2 separate regions of the Homo sapiens genome follow, and region 2 is linked to region 1. Evidence: chromatin contacts called from ENCODE Hi-C or POLR2A ChIA-PET data. All regions are on one chromosome and are shown on one strand. Each heading gives the region's core, a stretch centred on a gene start or an enhancer-like site at or near the end of the contact. The rest is flanking DNA. Distances are from core to core; before and after follow the strand shown.

Region 1 (4,261 bases), core at 657-3,156:
CTCTCCCTCTTTCTCTCTTTCTCTATGTCTTTCTCTCTCTTACTCTTTCTTTCTCTTTTTCTCTCTTCTCTCTTTTTCTCTCTCCCTCTCTTTCTCTCTCTCCCTCTTTCTCTCTTTCTCTATGTCTTTCTCTCTCTCTTACTCTTTCTTTCTCTCTTTCTCTTTCTCTCCTCCTCTCCTCTCCTTCTCTCCCCCTGCCCTCCTTTCTTCCTTTCTGTCTTTTTCGATTTTTTTCCTCTTTCCCTCCTAAAGCCTAGCACTGGACTTTGGACTTACAAGGATTCCAAGTATACAGTAGTACCCCCTTATCAGCAGGGGATGTGTTCCAAGACCCCCAGTAGACGTCTGAAATTGTACATAATACCTGACTATATACTATGTGTTTTTCCTATATACATACCTATGATGAAGTTTAATTTACACATTAGGCACAGTAAGAGATTCACAACAATAATAATAAATATAACAATATACTTTAATAAAGGTTATATGAATATGGTCTCTCTGAAAATATTGCGCTGTACTCACCTATTTTTGGACTGCAGTTGAACACAGGTAGTTGAAATCGTGGATAAGGGGGACTACTGTGCTTGCTAATGGATTATTTGTTTTTGAAAAAAGTGAGCAAGTAGTTGGCCAATCTTCCAAAAAGTACCCTTCTAGATCTCAACTTTTCATCATCCTCCACAGCAAAAGGAATGGAACAACATTGTGCAGCACTTCCTAAACTGATATCAAAGAGCCAGTTAGTGCTATCTGACAATTACCTTTGCACCTCATCAAGGAAGATTCTAGGCAAATACAACCTCTCATTATGTCTTGGCAGTGGACAATTTCTGGTCTTCCTAAAAACAAAATGTAAATCACCTCAATAAAACTTACCCAAGACATTCTAGACTTAAGTGGGGCTTGGTGAGGGAGCAGGCAAGAGAGTCTATTTTTACATTTTAAAGAGAAGACAAAATGGTGGATAAGTAACTGAGAAAGCTTCATGTTACACTTCATGTATTTCCTTCCTCCTTCCGTGAGTCAATTTAACAGTGAATGAAAGGGATCAAACAGATAATACTTCTAACATGGCATCTCCTCTACTTTTGTTTTGTAATCCTCGCTCCAGCAGTTGCTACTTGTGTAACCTTGGGTGATTACTTAAATCATCTGTAAAATGAGAGTAAGAAGAGTCCTCCTCTCAGAGCGTTATTACTGGGATTGAACATGGTAACACAACTAAGGCCCTGGAACAGTGACTGACACATAGTAAATATTCAAAATTATCTTATTATTCAATTTATTATGCAAAAAGAATTTTTTTTGATGATGTCTGTGCTGTTCCTGTTCTTGTCTCATGCCCAGGGTGACTGTGTTGCTTCCTGGGTAATGTTCTTTTGGAGATTCTACCAAGGAATCCCAAACCCCAAAGTCTTACTCCACGTGCTCAGCAGTGCTCAAAAGGCCTTTAACAGGGAACAAAACCTCTCACCCCTCAAATGCTTAAAAGGCAACTCTGGCTTGAGTCCAAAAAAGATTTTTTAAGAAAGTAATTTTTGACACTGATAAGGCCAGAGAGTCTCAGGTATTCCCTGGAAGAGAGAGCAAAGGCAAAAAGAAAAAAAAAAAAGCCACATCCCACTGTACCAAAACAAATCTGAACCTCCTCAAAATTTCACCAACATTTCATTCATTCGAAGCTTTGAATAAAAAGCAAGAAAGTAACACAGCCCACAGGGCATTTTTTGGGACAAAGAAGATTCATTCCCAGGGCTGCAGATTTCCTGACACCTGGGGATATGTTAGTGCACATGAATAAATATTCCATTGTTTTGAGGATCTCTTTGTAAGTATCTTGCTTCAAGAATGACGGGTGACGTCAATCAGGAAAAAATCCCCAGTGAATCCTAGGACTTATTGCTCCAATTAAGCAAGAAGACACGTTAGAGCCTGAAAGATTGGGTAATAATTCATACCTGTTGTGTTTCGATGTTAACTGTGAGCCTAAATGTAGACTCTAACCTCTCTTAAGCATAATTTTTTTCTACACAATAGCTCAAGGCCTTGAATATTTAAGAAAATTACATATAAGGAAATGTTAAAAAAAAATCTCTCTGAAAAAAAGTACATGGCTCATGAAAAATAAATCTGGGTAAATTAAGTTATGAAAGATGTATTTCAGTTAGAGCAGGAGCTTTGAAGTGCATTTCCTGTGCAAAAACAAAAACTCGGCTTCCTAGATGATAAATTGCCAACACAATAGCCTTTCGGGTATCACAGGAGCTTGCAGTTTATCTGGGCTTCCAGGTCACCCTGGGTTTAAGCCTGACTTACTGTCACCCTCCCTTCAAGGGTACTGGGACTTCTGGTGCGAGGCAGCATTTAAAGCCCTGGAAGAATGTGTTTCTTTTTGTGAGGAAGTATCTTGCTTTTTCTGACAGCTGCATCTGGCTGCCTGTTGAGCCTAGTTTTCTTCTAAGAAATGATTTTTGGAATAAGGACCGGAAGGCCTTACTCAGCTGACGAGGAAGTAGGATTATACAATAGCCGTGAATGTGGAATTTGGAAACAAACGTCCTGGGTTCAATCCCAGTTTTGCCAATTCCCTAGTAGGGTGAGCTTGGGCAAGTTAATTCATTCTTTAAACTTCAGCTGCCTCAATTGTAAAGGGGATAAGACTACCTAAGAGAGTTCCAGTGAGGGTTAACATGGAAAAATGGAAATAAAGAAGCACTTAGTGTATCACTGGGCATAAAATGAGCCCTCGAGGAGAGTTAACTATTATGGTTAACTCAAAACATGTTAGGATATAAGATATTGGTAGGGGTTCTTTTGATCAATGGTTTAACTGAACTACAATCAGAATAGATTTACTTATATATAAATAAACAAAAATTATGAGGGCCTTCTATAGACAAGAATAAAGCACTCTCAAGCTTTTGCAGGGGCTATTGCCCTCAAGTAGCATGACTCTAGTTGAGTTGATTAGACATGCATCCGCATAACAACACCAAGTAGAAAGTGGCAAGCTATAAGAGAATGTAGTTAAAGTGCTACTGGACTTAAGAAGAAGGAAGGATTATAATCTAGTTGAGGGAAGTCAGAGAAGACTTTGCAGATGAAGGTCCCGTGGTGAACATCTCTTTATTTTTCATATATTGACAACAGGGTTCATATGATTATATTGACTTAAAAATTTCAGACTGGAAAGATCTACCTTCTATAGTGTAAAGATTTGGACATGTCTGAGAGAGTTCAAGCTCAATGTATATTCTCTGATTACAGTAATCTCGGGCCATAAAAGTCAGTATCGCTTTAAAATGAGAATCAGGTTTGGCTTTTCCCCAGAGGACAGTTGGCCATTTGCCCAGTGGTCTGTGCAGTAACATACTTATACAAACTTTCCTAGTTTGAAAAGAAAGGGAGGGAAGCAGGGGAAGAAAACAGAGGGAAGCAGTGCTGATCTTTTGTCTGTAAAAACACTGTATGATGGCCAGGTGTGAAGAAAACTTGCTCAGGCTCTCAGGCAAAGTTGTGTTGCTCTTGGTGGAAACAACGGAAACTTTTGTCGTCGTCTTGTCCTCTCCTGTTCTAACTCTCCTGCTATCTTCTTTCATGTTATTTGCCATTCTATTCACTCCTTTGTTCATTCATTCATCAAATATTAAGTTTCTAGTCTTGGAACTTAAATGCTGCTGTAGAGGTAAGAAGATGAATACAGCTAGGTTCCTTGTTCCAATCACCCTTATAAGAAAGGCCAGCAATACTCAGGAAGAGTTATAACCCAGGATACAGGGAGTGGGGTCTTGCTGAAATGCTGGAGCGGCTGGCTTTGCTATATTTCTTCTATTTTGGTGTGTGTTTCCCAGTTGACCACCTCTTTGATTTTGTATGCTGCTACTTCATGCTTCCTACTCTTTTTTGTAAGTAAGCAGCTAAGCCTATATCTAAAAGCATTTTTAAATTTGAGTATATATATATATATAAAGATTCCTCTCTTATTATAATAAGTTGAGTTGAGTTATAGGCATGAAAGGGGAATTATGACAGAGTTGGGAAAAACTGATTGGGAGCATATTATGAAATAATAACACAGAGGTAAGTTTTGGTTGTGTTGTAGAAGAGGAGAACAAATTCGTTTTTCTCTTCTCTTCTCTACTCCTAGAAGCATCTAATCATGACCAATTTTATGGAGGGGCCGCTATTTGAGAGGATTTTAAGAGTAAGAGAAAGGCCCTAGTCCAAAAATATTTCCCTCTTTGATTCCAGAAAT
Region 2 (4,261 bases), core at 648-3,147, 110 kb after region 1:
GACGAAGTCATATAGGGCCCTGGACTTTTGGCCTCTGTCTTCTGAGATTCTTGGAACCCTATGTGATTTCAAATTAAGGGGAGCTTTTTATGAAAATAAACTAGCATGAAGCCCTTGGGTCATTAGTTCTGCCTGGATTGAATATTGCAAAGAGCATAACTCTCCTTCTTTGAAAGGAAAATTCATGAAAAGAAAGTTTTGTAAAGTCTGGGTATTCATTAAAAGACATGTAAAAAGTCAAATAGACCCTCAATTTAAAATAAGCTGTGTAATTTAAGAAAATGTGCCCATAGCATACAGCTCCATGTATGGCTTGTCCTTACTCACTAACAGCTGTATAGGATTTGCCGTTTCTTCCATGTTTCATGTGATGATAGTGGATGCCGGCTCTTAGCTTCCAACACTGATTGCTATTCAGGGACTGGGATTCTGGATCTGCTCCAATCATGTGGAATCTATTTTGGACACATCATGTCACACTTGAACTCTAAAATATGCCTATCGGTGAAAGGTTCTGTTTATCTTTCTCTTTACTCAGACTCACACAGAAAATGGAGTTCAGTCCTCACACCAGCGGACTTTGTTTTATTCTAAAACCCTCTTTGAATCCTCAGCAGCAGTAGCAGAAACAATTTCTGAACTTCTTGATATGGTGGCTGCTTTTCCCTCAGCACTCCGGTCTCAGCCTTCTGCTTACGACTTGCCCTGCTCTTTCATTGTACTCACTTCCTTCTTTGCAAATCTCCCATATGGGCAATTAGGACTGCGATTTACACTGGTTTTCTTCTACTTTGCACGCAGCAAGCAGCTCAGTCCTTTCGTAGGACACACAGCTGTGACTGCCTCTCCAGGGGAGGGAATTTACCACTAAGCATGGCAGCCTGCAAGAGATGCCAGAGAGAACATCAGGGGCGACACTTCATAGTCAGAGAAGCGTGCATGGAGTATTGAGAAAGGAGAAAAAGCCAAGGAGAGGTCAGGCTTTGATTCACTGAGAGTAAGGAAAGAACCAAATGGAACAGGAGCAAACACAGGGTCAAGACAGACCTGTAAGGCCAAAGCCTTTTGGGCAGAGGGCAAAATTCTGCATCTCATCTAGAAAGATGGAAAAACAGGGGATTCTCTTTGTACCTTTGTCAAGTTCCAGACAACAGTGTGGTTTTCTTTCTAACTCTTTATTGCAATCAAAGTGAGCATTGGATCCTGGAATTACAGTTTCTGGTAAATTTATTTTACATTCAGAAGACTATTCAATAAAGCTTTTTGATATTGTCTTTCTTTTTCTTCTGAGTTCATTTTGTTTTTTTCTTTCCCTGATGAGTGAGCCAAGAATGTAGTTCAGACTTTCTGGCTGCTCCAATTTTGATATTTGAGTCTGATAAAGTTGTCTAGTGTAGACAGGATAGATTTTTTTTTTTCTTTTTAGGGAAGGAAGGGAGGAAAAGGAGAGAAGAGGATTTTCTCAAAGCTCTTGAAAAATGAGTAATTTTAGGAGGAAGGCATTGCTTAGCCGTGGAAAGCCTCTGAGTCCTCAAACTTGGATGTCTTTGAAAGAAGACCCCCATATGCAATGTGGCATGATTGACAAGAAATTTGTTTGAAATGACTGAGAGGCCCTCATTAGGCTGGGACTCCTCACCATCTGGGTTTGAGTTTTGATAATGGGGTCAGGCTCTCTTTTGGTCTGTGCGTTGAATAGCTGAGTGTAATTTGTTAGTGATTGTGGCTAAAACACAAACATTTTTTAGTCACATTCATAGGAATTTGAAACTAACCGCAGTCTTGGGGCACAACAGTGAGAAAACACTTTCCAGCTGCACTACTGTGCTTGGCGACCCAGTTGAGAAGCTCTCACAAAGCAGCCAGTCTCACTTCGGGCTGGACGGGCGCCATTGGAAACAGAAGTGCAACTTTATCACTTGACTTCAAGAAGAGGTTTCCCAGCAACAATATGGAGACAAGATACAAGACAGATCCCATGGAGGAAGCTGCCCTTTCCCAGTGGGGAGCTTGCATGTAGGATAGGTAAGGAAGGGCGCTAAGAGGCAAAACAGGGGCCAGCCCAATATCTTCTTATAGACAAATTTCAGTTGATTTCTGCCTGAATAACAAATGTGAACTGGAGAGGCTTCACATTTACCCATGAGAAAGAGATTAAGCCCAAGTAATCACCCCACAAACCAGCACCTACAAAAACCATTGCTTACCACGACAGTAATCACTCTCAGAACATTCCCCTAAAGGCTTACTGTAGCATGTGCAGAGAAGAGCACCAAACTACTTTTTGTTGTTATTTAAGAATCCCAACAGCCTCTTCAAAATCAGAGGTGTATTTTGAACTTCTGGCTTCGATTTTCATCCTTTAGTTGAGGAAGGGGTGGAGGCTTCAGGTAGGCAATTTGAAGGCATAGCATTCAGATCAGCTCACTAGAGAATCTGGGTGCTCCAAGCCCCAGGTGGTCTCAATGGAAGCAAAGCTCCAGGAATAAGTCAATGAAAAATGTTTTATTAATCATACATTTTTTAAAAGGTTATAAGGGCTAGTAGACTATGTGTGAGGACTAAATCATAGTCCTGGATAGGACTCATACCTTTTTAAACCTCATCAAACTCAGCAGATCTTTTATTTATTTTGAAAAATGTGACTACATGGATACCACCTTTCAGAGACCACAACTGCAACTCACCAATATCTGTAGCATATGGATTCATTCCTGCTTTTATATTTGTAAATATATAAGAAGCTGTGTGATTCAAAAAGTGACTTAGAAGGATTGAAGTCATAAATTTTTTTTCTTCAAGTAAAAGGACGTTTGAGAAATACTGGTCAAGAGTAAAATCAAAGAGATGGATGTAGAGACATTGGCTGGGTGTGGTGGCTCACACCTGTAATTCCAGCACTTTGGGCGGATCACATGAGGCTGGGAGTTCCAGACCAGCCTGGCCAACATGGCAAAACCCTGTCTCTCCTAAAAAAAAAAAAATTAGGGGGGCATGTTGACAGGCATCTGTAGTACCAGCTACTCGGGAGGCTGAGGCATGAGAATCGCTGGAAGCCGGGAGGCAGAGGTTTCAGTGAGCTGAGATTGTGCCATTGCACTCCAACCTGGATAATAGAGTGAGAATCTATCTCAAAAAAAAAAAAAAAAAAAAAAAAAAAGCAGGGGCGGGAGAGAGAGAGACTGACTTGATTGAGTTGATCTTCATTGGTATCAGATCTATAATTATTTTAATACTTTTAAAATTAATCTAGCTTATTAAAATGAAACTATTGAGAATATTTTTAAAGATTTAGCTTCGAAGATGTTCATTGTAATACTGTATATAACAGTGAACATTATGAAACATTTTGAAAGCCCCAAATTAATAGACAATTAATTATACTTAGGTATATACATGCAATAGAATACAATATACTACTCAAAAATTAATCAACAGATATACTATGTACACATCAAAAGAACATGGAAAATGCATTTTCTCTATTGATGTGTTGAAAAAACAAGCTACCAAATAGTAAATACCTGGGTTTGGAATTATATGTATTTTCTACTTTCTTCTTTTTGATGATCTTTGATCATCTATTTTCTCTTTTGATGCTCTTTAGATAATCAGTGTTATCTAATATCTCTATAATAATTATGTGTTGCTTCTGTAATATAAAAAAATACATACTGCTTTAAGTTAAAAATTAATGAACACCTTACTTTTATGCATTATTTTATTTTTAACTTATTCCAAAAGAATATGAGAAGGCTAAATAATTTTTTAACTTTTTTAAAAGATGAAAATGAGTTTATCGAGATAAAGGAATAATTAAAGGGAATAATAATATAACAAATGTATGCCATGTAATTTTGTAATTATTGAAAGTCTATATAGAACTTTCTCTGAATTTCCAAAAAAAAAAACTATACAAAAATGTCAAACAGATGTTACATTGTGCCCTGGAGGTATAACAACTAATCTGGAAAAGCACATTGCTCCAGGCATTGAAGCCTGAGGGAGTTCTCTTTTGTGAATCCTTATACAGAATGAAGGAATAAGAGACAGGCTCATAACCTTTCTAGTAAATTCTAGGCTGATGTTCATGGAACCATCCTATAGACAGGACTACCTGTTGAACAGCTCCAAAGGACACTATTCACATCTTTGTCCGTGTGAAGGGGCACAGTGGAATTGTACCCTGTTGCCATACTTGGTGGCCATAAAATAAAATTTTAGGCCATAAAATTAAATTTAGGAAACATAGTAATTCTAG

The links. Hi-C counts contacts between places; a loop is a spot of excess contacts on that map. ChIA-PET counts read pairs that join two places held with the same protein, here RNA polymerase II (POLR2A). Pooled maps may share reads with other maps.
Region 2: a loop to region 1 is called in a map of heart right ventricle, with 2.0 times the contacts of the local background. The contact joins two enhancer-like sites. A Hi-C loop is called at or near these places in 1 of 168 maps with a recorded cell type or tissue (heart right ventricle) and 1 of 50 pooled maps. POLR2A ChIA-PET finds 5 or more read pairs at or near these places in 1 of 52 experiments (A673).

What each region holds. Positions count from the first base shown.
Region 1 is chr9:13,898,241-13,902,501 of GRCh38, reverse strand. The region is part of intron 6 of LOC101929507 (a long non-coding RNA gene); the gene reads left to right. Among named protein-coding and RNA genes, the nearest start is that of LINC00583, 28 kb to the left of the region's middle. Within about 2 kb of position 1,906, at least 5 of the 41 ENCODE cell types and tissues checked have a DNase peak (open chromatin) inside an H3K27ac peak, as active enhancers do; they include heart right ventricle, where a contact is called at or near this core.
Region 2 is chr9:13,783,932-13,788,192 of GRCh38, reverse strand. No RefSeq gene overlaps it. Among named protein-coding and RNA genes, the nearest start is that of LINC00583, 140 kb to the left of the region's middle. Within about 2 kb of position 1,897, at least 7 of the 41 ENCODE cell types and tissues checked have a DNase peak (open chromatin) inside an H3K27ac peak, as active enhancers do; they include heart right ventricle, where a contact is called at or near this core.